Linked DNA regions of Homo sapiens: region 1 is linked to region 2. A link is an interaction called in ENCODE POLR2A ChIA-PET data of the cell type or tissue named here. Cell type or tissue: OCI-LY7. All regions are shown on one strand. Links, peaks and the distances in the headings refer to the core of each region. The heading gives the core; the rest is flanking DNA.

What was found. ChIA-PET counts read pairs that join two places held together with the same protein. Peaks named below come from ENCODE experiments on the same cell type or tissue, not always from the same donor. Only the 100,000 strongest peaks of a DNase experiment are listed, where the experiment ranks them.
Region 1: POLR2A ChIA-PET joins it to region 2 with 5 read pairs; 1 of 35 experiments calls an interaction of 5 or more read pairs at or near these places.

The regions. Positions count from the first base shown.
Region 1 is chrY:20,738,083-20,743,460 of GRCh38, forward strand. It overlaps the pseudogene TBL1YP1. Among named protein-coding and RNA genes, the nearest start is that of RPS4Y2, 15 kb to the right of the region's middle. In OCI-LY7, for the core only: a CTCF peak has its summit at 2,745 (motif pointing left); a DNase peak (open chromatin) is centred at 2,729.
Region 2 is chrY:20,795,884-20,801,261 of GRCh38, forward strand. No RefSeq gene overlaps it. Among named protein-coding and RNA genes, the nearest start is that of RPS4Y2, 42 kb to the left of the region's middle. In OCI-LY7, for the core only: no CTCF peak of the experiment used is centred there; a DNase peak (open chromatin) is centred at 2,718; H3K4me3 peaks cover 928 bases.

The DNA.
Region 1 (5,378 bases), core at 292-5,291, 58 kb before region 2:
TATCTGCCCACCTCAGCCCCCCAAAGTGCTGGGATTACAGGCATGAGCCACTGCACCCAGCCTATCCTCAAGGTTTTAATAGAGCTGCACACAGTATCCTTGGTTCCCAGCTGTCCTGCCCTGGACCTTGCCATCAGCATGGGACTTAGCCCTTTAAGTGGGTCTTACTGTGGCCAATGGCCCTAAACAAAGCTCCAGGTCAGTGGGGTTGAGTGGAGACCCATGAGCCAACTCTGGAGGCCACCCAGGAACTGGGACTTGGATTGGAGGCTGTAGGATCAACTCTCAGGAAAAAATTTGTTCCTTTATATGGGTTTGGATACAGAGAGGCCAAGGTGACCGGCTCCACATTCTGGGCCGATGGGTTTTCCTTTCCACAGCTGCAGTGAGAGCCTCCCTTGCTAGCCTAGCACCCACACTGACACTCACACATACTGAAGTATGCTCACACTCTCTCAGCTCCCTCTTCCGTGGACCCCTCCAGCCTCCCTGGTCTCTCCGGGCAGTCTGCTCCTGGCACAAACATTCGTGCTCACAGGCACCTAAGCATGTTCTCATCTCCCTCTTCAGCAGGCCCCTTCTGCCCTCCCTGGGCTCTTCTGGCAGGCTGCTCCTGGGTCATATATCCACGTTCATAGACACCTAAGCCTGCTCACACTCTCAACCTCTTCTCCAACCGGTCTGCTCCACCCTTTCCAGATTCTCCCAGCAGCCTTCTGGAACAGACATCCATGCTCATAGACACATAAGCATGCTCACAGCCCCCTTTTCAATAGGCCTTGTCTGCCCTCCTGGCCATCCCAGCAGTCTGCTCCTGGAAGACACATCCATTCTCATAGACACCTTTGCGGGCTCACACTCTGTCAGGCCCCTCTTCAGCCAGCCCCCTCCACCCTCCATGGGATTTCACAGCAGCCTGTTCCTTGGCCATCATGCTTCTTCCTCCATTTCCTGGGCCACCTATACCACAAAGAACACACAGGTGGCTTGTCACTGTCCTGTTCACACCCTTCAAAACTCAGTGTCCTTAGAAAGCAGAGTGACCATACAGTTTATCATCCAAACTGGAGCCCTCAGGAGTTTGAAAATATTTAGAAAATTAATTTTCCTTGTGAAATTAGTTAATTGGTAGGCCAGGACGATAGGCATCAGATAGTGGGAGTGTATGGGGCATATGGAACCCTATTGTCACTCCTTAGGAAGGATCTTGCCCCATTTCTCCTGTGCAGGCTGTTCCCCAGCTAAGCCTTTGCTGCAAGTGGTTCACTTATATGTGTCTGTTTCAGTGTGTCCTTTTCTGCCTTGGTCCCTGATGACTTTGAACTTTATCTTCCACGGTTTAGCCTCAGAGTGTCCAAGTGTCCGGACCTGTAGGTTCCAGTGCTCACCCTGCGCTTTTATATATCTGGTTGTTTGCAGTGGATCAGGAGCCCCTGGCCAGGATTTTGCCGGTGTTGTTTGTTTCTGCTGCTCAGCACTTGCCTTTCATTTCCTTTGCACGTGTGTATCTGTCTGTGTGCATTTTGGTCACCTGTCTTCCATCTAAGTCAGCCCTTACCCAGCTTGAACTCCACAAGAGCTGAGGCTTCACTTCTTGAGTTTATCCCTCCCTCCATTTCCACTCACCTTCAGGGACAAATGCCTTGTAAAGGGTGTAGGCGTGGGAAGGAATTGTTGGATTAAAAGTGCACAGAACTGGCTGGGCGCAGTGGCTCATGCCTGGAATCCCAGCACTTTGGAAGGCCGAGGCAGGTGGATCATCTGAGGTCAGGAGTTCAAGACAAGCCTTACTAACATGGAGAAACCCTGTCTCTACTAAAAACACAAAATTAGCTGGGTGTGGTGGCCCATGCCTGTCATCCCAGCTACTCGGGAGGCTAAGGCAGGAGAATCGCCTGACCCTGGGAGATAAGAGGTTGTGGTGAGCAGAGATCATGCCATTGCATTCCAGAATGGGCAACAAGAGCAAAACTCAACCTCAAGAAAACAAAAACAAAAACAAATAAATGCATAGGAGACCTGACATGGTGGCACATTCCTATAATCCCAGTACTTTGAGAGGCCAAGGCCAGAGGGTTGCTTGAGCCTGGGAATTCAAGACTCAAGACCAGCTTGGGAAACCCTATCTAGATAAAAATGCAAAAAAAAAAAAAAAAATTAGCTGGACGTGGTGGTGTCTGCATTTCATCCCAGACATCTTAGAGGTAGGGATGGGAAGACAGCTTGAGCCCAGCAGCCTGGCAGTTCAAGACTACTTTCTGCAACCTATCTCTATCAAAAGAGAAAAAAAAATTAGCTGGGCCTGGTAGTGCCTGCCTTTAGTCCCAGCAATTTGGGAGGTTGAGGCAGGAGGATTGCTTGAGTTCAGGAGGTAAGGCTGCAGTGAGCTAGGATCAAGCCACTGAACACAAACCTGAGCAACAGCAAAACCCTCCCTCAAAAATAAAATAAAAATAAAGAATGCTTAGGAAAGTAATTTTCAAAGCCCAGTTTTTTAAATAACTGGTTTTATTTGCTGCGTTTTAAGATACATGAATTATTCACTTGCCTTCCTTCCTTGCAGGGATGTTTTCTTCTTAAAGAAATATGGATGAGAGTGGCTGGTGATGTGTGGGATATGGATGTGGTTTTATATAAACAAAAAAGGCAAAGTGAGAAAAAGAGGAAACTAGAAGGCTGGTTGGGCTGTGCTCTTCGATTTCAGGCTGAAGCCAAAGGACTTCTGCAGCAATGGTGCTGCGCTGCTGTCCCCTGCTGGAAGGTGACCTCATCTACTCACAGGCCCTGATGTCTTTTTCAGATTCTGCTTTCTTTGAGAATGAGGTCAACATATCAAATGGGATCCTTCTGGAATGTTGCTGGCATCCTGCTCTGATGACATGACATTGAAGGTAGCGTTGGCATCGCAAGGAGTGGGCTGTTTATCCCAGACAAACCCTGGCACTCGACGCCAATCTCATGGTCATTCTTCCATGAGGATTATCTGTTACTGACCAGGGTGAGCTTTATTTGTTACTGGCCAGGCTCCCTTCCTCTGTTATCCAATGAACTCCGATTTCTCAGTGGGGTCCCGGTGAGAATCCAAGCCTTCCTGCTGGCTTTCTCACCACTGCGTACAACCCCGCCGTGGGCCAGCAGCCTTACGTGTGCACCCCAGAGGAATTATGCCACATCATTCCCGGGTGCAGGAATGGCTTTTGCTCCTGTTGTGGCCGGTGTGTCCTGTAGATCTGGAGTATGAAGCAGGACGCATGCATCCACGATCTTTAGGCTCACAGCCAAGAGATCTATACCATCAAGTGGAGCCCCACCGGGCCTCTGCCAGCAAGCCAAAACCTACATCACGTTGGCAAAGTAAGGGCAGGCAGCACAATTGATAAAGCTCTGCCCTACATAACGACGATGGGAAATTTTGCTAAATTGTGTCCATGCGCCTGTGTTCAAGCCCTTCAGAGGAAACAAAGTGGTAGCTCACTTTGAAGGGGCCAAAACCATCCTGCCTTTGAGATAACCATGGTTTTGGCCCAGGTGCGGTGGCTCACGCCTGCAATCCCAACACTGTGGGAGGCCGAGGTGGGTGGATCACCTGAGGTTAGGAGTTCGAGACCAGCCTGCCCAACATGGCGAAACCCTGTTTCTACTAAAAACATAAAAATTAACTGGGTGTGTTGGAGCATACGTGAATTCCCAGCTATTTGGAAGGCTGAGGTAAGAGAATCTCTTGAACCCAGGAGGCAGAGGGTGCAGTGCACACCATTGCACTCCATCCTGGGCAACAAGAGCAAAATTCTGTCTCAAAAAACAATAATTCCTGTTGCTTGAAGAATGTGTGTGTGTGTGTTTGTGTATATATGTGTGTGTGTGTATATATATATATACATAGAGAGAGAGAGAGAGAGAGAGAGAGAAGCGGGGGAAGGTGTCTCACCTTGTTGCCCAGGCTGGTTTCCAACTCCCGGCCTCAAAGGAGCCTCCCACCTCACCTTTCAAAGCACCAAGATTGCAGATGTGGTCCACCATGCCTGGCCTAAAAAAACTTTTTATATGTTTATTCTTAACTTAATTTGCCATTTTTCCAAATATGGTTCTCTGCATTAATTTAGTAATAATAGCTATTGTGTTTAAAATTGTAGGACCATTTTTGGCCAGGTGTGGTGGCTCATGCCTGTAATCTCAGCACTTTGAGAGGCCAAGACGGGCAGATCACAAAGTCAAGAGACCAAGACCATCTGCGCCAATGTGGTAAAACCCTGTCCCTACTAAAACACAAAAAATTAGCTGGGCATGGGGTGCGCACCTGTAGTCCCAGTTACTTGGGAGGCTGAGGCAGGGGAATCACTTGAACCTGGGAGATGGAGACTGCAGTGAGCTGAGATCTCACCAGTGCACTCCAGCCTGGCAACAGAGCAAGACTTCATCTTAAAAAATTGTAGGACCATTTTAATTAATTTGGTTAATATTCTTCAAAAATATTAACCATTCATATGTATAGAAAGTGCACAAAAATTAATGTGTATATATCAATTTGTTTCCCTAGTAAAAACATCAAAACTTTTGTATGTTTGTTTAATGACTATGGCTTTGTTTTTAATACATTTTAGAAGAGACAAAGCTCCTCAGATTATTATCTTTTGAAACATAAACGTTGGGAAAGACAACTCCTGGAGATCCAACGACACACGTTATGGAGAACTTTTTAAAACTGCCATATGTATGTGATTTTGCTTTTCCTCCCACCTTACTAGTGCTTCATTCAATTTTGCATTGAAACTGTGGGATGTGGAGCCAGGCATCTGAACCCACATGCTCAAGAAACATGATTCACCTCTGCAAAGGAGGGAATCAGATATGCATTTATCTCAGTGAGCAGAGAGGTGACTGAATAGAATGAGAGGCAGGTTTGCCCTAAGAAGTTCCCAGCTTGACTCTTCTCTTTAGTTTAGTGAGTTGGGGGCCCCAAGATTTATCTTCCTTTCACAGATCCAAGTGTGCTTGTGGCCATCACCATGACCTGGAGTTTTGCAGTGGCCAAATCCCAAATGCAGGTCTTGAATTGGCAAATGAAGACTCAGTGTTAAGCGAGTTATTGTCACATTTAGGGAAAATATGTATCCCATCTCCTAGTGTTGTCTGGAATTCATCCTGCTCATTTTCATTTTTCTCTTTACTTCTTGCCAAGTAGAGCAAGTGTGTTCCCAGGAGGTGAATTTGGGCACCCTGAGTGGTAGTGCAGAACCCTGGAATGCTCCAGGAAGAACTGCGTGGGAACTGGGCAGATATCAAACCATGTGGCAGAGTTCCCTGGGATAAATGCAGGCATGGCAGGCAGCTTTGGTGGCTCCCTGAAGAATGCCAGTGGCAAATGACTAGCTTTAAAG
Region 2 (5,378 bases), core at 295-5,294:
CCTACAGAGTGACTTACATTTTCTTATAATTCCATGTTCTAACAGCTGGCTCATGTGTTTGTTCATACCTCATACTGCCTCTATGGACACCTGGTACTGTGGATCACACACTGGTGACACACCTGGATTCAGCTCTACTACCACTGATGCTTGGGGTATAGCTAGTGCTGGTGGATTGTCTTCTGCCACACTTCAGGTATCTTCAGAACAAGCCTGTCCATTAGTCTGCCCATAAACTTGGACAGTTGATATGCTGCTTTCATGTATAGCCTGCATTCCTCAGTTTTTGGCAAGGTAAGGGTTAATGCCATGGCTTTCAGACGACTCAGATCTAGAGTCATGTTTCCTTATGACCTGAAAGAACTTTGAGCTTGGAGTTTCTGAAGTATGTCCCTCCCTAACAGAGGCACCGGACAGTTTGGCAGATATAGAAATTCATGCCAGACCTCCTGACCTCCAATAACACACCTTCTGGACTGAAAGAAAGGCCTTTTTTCTGACACTCTGGTTGCCCCAACTATAGTAGCATAGTTTTTAGATAGTGGCCCCACTGGCCATGTCATCACTGAGTGCTCAGCACCAGTATCTACCATAAAGTCCATCTGTTGGTCCCCTACCTCCATAGAGACCAAGGGCTCCCGGAGGCCCAGAGAGATCGAGCTTGGTCTGTCTCAGTCCTCATATTCTTCAATTCCTGCCAAGCCGACCAAGTCAGCTTCTTGCTTCAAAATGCAATGGCTAGCAGCTGCTGGCCTTTGCCATGTCTCAGGTCCTTGGCTGTTGCCTCCATCCTTTTCTGTTTCTGTACATTCATCCTTCTAATTCCCTTTTCTGTTTGCATCTCACACACTGATCCCTCTCAAGCCTAGCCAGCCCTCTTGCCCTGGCCTAGCTTGTCCTCTTCCACAACCATGTCCACAACCATTTCTACATCCACATCCTTTCACAAATCCAGTCTCTCTTTCTACCATGGCAGCAGCCAACAAATCAGCCTTTTTCTTAGCTTTGGCATTGCCTGTTCCTTGGTTTCCTCCTCTCAATTAACAAACACCATGGTAGCCACTTGAATAAGCTGGGTGATATTCATACCTTCAAACCCTTCCAACTTCTGAAGCTTTCATCTGATACCACCTTGTGCCTGGCCCACAAATGCCCTGTTAATCATGCACTGGTTCCCTACAGCCTCTAGGTCAAATGGAGTGTGAAGGCAGTATGCTTCACAGAGCCTTTCATAAAATTTACTATGACTGTCATCAGCCTTCTGGTGAACCTCTGAGACCTTTCCCATATTCATTGTCTTTTTTCCTCCTGCCTTTATTCCGTTAAGGAGTGCCTTTCAATACCATTGCAGGTTTTGTAACCCTTCTGCCTGGTTTTGTCTCCGGTGCATACTGCTTGACATTGTTTGTGCCTTCTGGTTCATTGCTTTCTAACAACTGGAGGGCCACTTGTGCCACTCTACGACATTCCTCCATATTGAATAATGCTAAAAGAAGTTGTTGACAATCAGGCCAGGTAGGGTTATGAGTCAGAAAGATGGACCACATCAAGTCTGTAAGGGCCTGGGGCTTCTCCGTATAGGAGGGTGTATTCTGTTTCCAGTTTAGGTCAGTGGTGGAGAAAGGCTAGTAAACAAAAAGACCCTGCCCTCCTCGGATTTGACCTTGTTCATCATGATAAATATAACCTTGTGTCTCCCCGAGAGGCATCTGCAAAGCTTGGATGCAGCCTGATCTCATTATCCTGAGGTTCTTCCTTAGTCTTTACAGACAGGGGCTCTAACTCTTCCCTGCCAGGTGAAACCTTAAATCACTCTCCTCTGAGCTTTATTCCTCTAGGACCACTTGTTTGGCATCCTGCCTTAGCCTTGCCAGAGATGGATATATTGGGACATAGAGAGGTGGAATTTTCCTCTCCTCAGGTCGGGCTTGCAAAACAGGCTTTTTCTGTTCTCCTCGTGGCTTTTTCTTTTTTTCTACAGTCTCTTTGGACACTTTTACTGTGTGTAATTTGGCACAGGTTACCAAGGTATTACAGTAGTTTTCAAAACAGACTTGCAGATACTTGGGGCGATTTTCAATGACCCTCAGCCAGGAGTCAACGTATGGGAACTGATCGGGGTGCCCAGATTGTTCTCCGGTTCCAGTTACTACCCTAAACACACGGCCAATTATCTCCCTATCTATTGTTCCTTCAGTCGGCCACCTGACATTAAAAAAAGGCCAATCCATTTCACAGAGAGTTCTCAATCTCTGAGAGTCAATTTAACTTCATTAATCTCCATTAAAACCTTTCTTGAAATTTTTCAACATATACTCCAATGCAGTAGCCTTCGAAGCATTTCCTTCCATCTCCAGCCTTGAGAGGCGCATTTGCTGTCACTTTCACTCCTGGACTGACCAGACGGGGTCCTATTACGGGAAGTCTGGGGGTTGCTTAGCCAGGAGAATACCTTAATCCTGTCACAGCCAGCTGCAGCCGTGAAGCAGCTCCTATTGGCTGTATGCAATGCCCTAGATCTGGCTCGTCCCACACTCGCTTTGGAACACACAGTCTGTGCTAAGAGATCTGTGTCTCCCCACGTCACATCCCGAGTTGGCCTCTGCTCAGACCGTCTCTTTCACATACTTTCACACACCTCCCCATTTCCCGTACTGGCCTTTAGTTAAAGCAGCGAGCCCCCGCCACTTTCAGTTTCCTTGAATCTCCTCTGTTCTCTCTCTTTCTTTAGTTAAAGCTGCGAGCCCCTCTTGCCACTTTCATTTCCTTTTTCCGACCGACCTATAAGCCTCTCTCGCATTCGATGTCGGTTGGAGCATGAGTTTCATCTGAATCAAGGGGCCTCTCTTGTTGTCCCCAGTCCCTCTGGGTCGGACTAGTTGTCTCACCCTGGGAGGTGATCACGCTCCCTGGGGACGGGTCCTGCCTTAAGGCTCAGACCCTTACTGCAGTTCATATGTCTGCACAGAGCTCCTGACACTGTCCAGCAATCTCCTTTGCCGGTTCTGTTGCGCTGTCAGGAAGGGCACCAGGACAGAGGAGGACCAATTCCCTTATGGGCTGAAGTCCTCCCGTGGTGCCGAGGGGTTCAGGTCTCCCCTCTTCTGGGGCCTCAGTCCCACAGGCAAAGGATACAGAAATCTGCTGTCTCCAGTTCCCAGGTTTTGGTACCAGATGAAGTGGGATTTAAAGAATCAGAGAGACCGGACAGAGTGCAGAAAAGTGCTTAAGGTGTACACCGGCCCAGCAGACATGTGTCCTAAAGACTGAGCCCAGACAAAGAAAATGAGTTAATTTTGGTCTTCTATATATAACTTCTTAAAATAGAAGTGTACATTTTTGAAATACATTTTGTTTTCTCATGTTTTGATTTAATGCCATAAATTTACCTGTCAGCACTGCTTTTACCTTCATCTGATCTGAAGTATTGTATTTTCATGTTTATCCAGCTCAGTGTATTGTTTTATTTTCCTTGACAATTTTTTTTAAATCCTCTCGTTATTAAAGGATTCTTGTTTGACCCAAGGATTATCTTCCCAGTGTATGGAGATTCTCCTGTTTTTTTCTTTGTCTTACTGATTTCTACTTTAGTTGTATTGTGGTTGGGAAACACACTGGATTATTGTAAGTCTTTTATGTCTGTTGAGTTTTCTTTTATGGCACAGGAACCCTGAAAGCAATGTGTATTTGGCATTGGGTGGAACGTTCCATTAATGTTGATTCAATTCTTTTGGTTGATGGTGTTGCTGAGTCCTCTTCTTTGTTGGTTTTCTTTCAAGTTGTTCTGTAAATTGAGAAAGGATGTTGTCCTTTCCAACTGTAATTGTAGATTTGTCTTTTTCTTTTATATTTTTAGGTTTTACTTCACATATTTTCAGTTCTGTTTCTTGCTGCATGGACAGTACAGATTGTGGTTTCTTCTCGGTTACTAGTTTCATTTATCATTATATAATATCTTTTACATCATTGAAAATTTTCTTTTCTCTAGTCTACTTTATCTGGTGAATATGTCTATCCACTCCTGCTTTCTTCTAATGTCTGCATGATACATTTTTCTTTTTTACTTTTGAACTTTTCATCCTGTCTCTACTTTTATGTGAAAGTGAGTTTCTTATAGATAGTATACGTGTGGGGCATGTTTTAAAATTCACACTGCTAATCTCCATATTTTTGTTGTATTTACACTATTTAGAATAGTTTACTTTTTTTTGTTTGTTTTTTTTGTTGTTGTTGTTGTTGTTTTTTTTTTTTTTTTTTTTTTTTTTTGAGACGGAGTCTCGCTCTGTCGCCCAGGCTGGAGTGCAGTGGCATGATCTTGGCTCACTGCAAACTCCACCTTCTGAGTTAAAATGATTTTCTTCCCTCAGCCTCCTGAGTAGCTGGGACTACAGGTGCATGCCACCACGCCTGGTGGTGCATTTTTTTTTTTTTTGTATTTTTAGTAGAGACAGAGTTTCACCGTGTTAGCCAGGATGGTCTCGATCTCCTGACCTCGTGATCCTCTCACCTCAGCCTCCCAGAGTGCTGGGATTACAGGCATGAGCGAACCATCGCACCCAGCCTACATTTAATGTTAATTTTTGATATGTTCATTAGCTCTTCATTTTCTGTTTGCTGGTTTTATTTTGTTTTCTTTTCTCTTGAGTTTTTTTTTTTTTTTTTTTTGTCCTTTATGTAGTTTATTTGAAGAGATTTGAGACATTCATTCTGATGTATTTATCATCTTTTTGAGTATACCTAAAGAGGTATAAAGATGTGTCTTTTTAAATTGTTTTTTGAGGTGTGAAATTCTGTAAACATAATTTGTCATAGTATACTGACATCTTTTTACCAGCTTCAGTGAAATATATAAACCTGTATACCTCCCATTATTCACTGTATTATTAGCTTTTTATACTTGCCTTATATATTTTCTCTACATACATTTAAGATCACCTCAGACTGAGTTACATGATTTTTGTTACAGTTTTTAGTCCTAAAATTTCCCTTTGTTTACTGAAACCTTTAATTTTTATGCTTTATACTTTTTCATTAGTTTTGAGCATGTTCATAATTCTTCATTTAATTATTTTTATGACAATTTAAAAATATTTCTCAGATAATCCTGATAGTATTGACATTTCTGTGTTGACATTTATCATGTTGTTTCATTGAGGTGGAGACGTTCCTATTTCTTGATTTTTATGAGTAATCTTTATTTGAAACTTGAATATTTGAGGGACTATTAGGAGACTCCAGACCTTATTACAACCCTCATTTGTAGCTGGCTTTGTGTGATACCACCCTAACAGAGGAAAGGGGTGTGCATGTCAAGTAGGGGCAGAATTCCAAATTCCCTTCTTCAGTTCCTTTGACACACAAAGCAGGGTTTCCTGTTA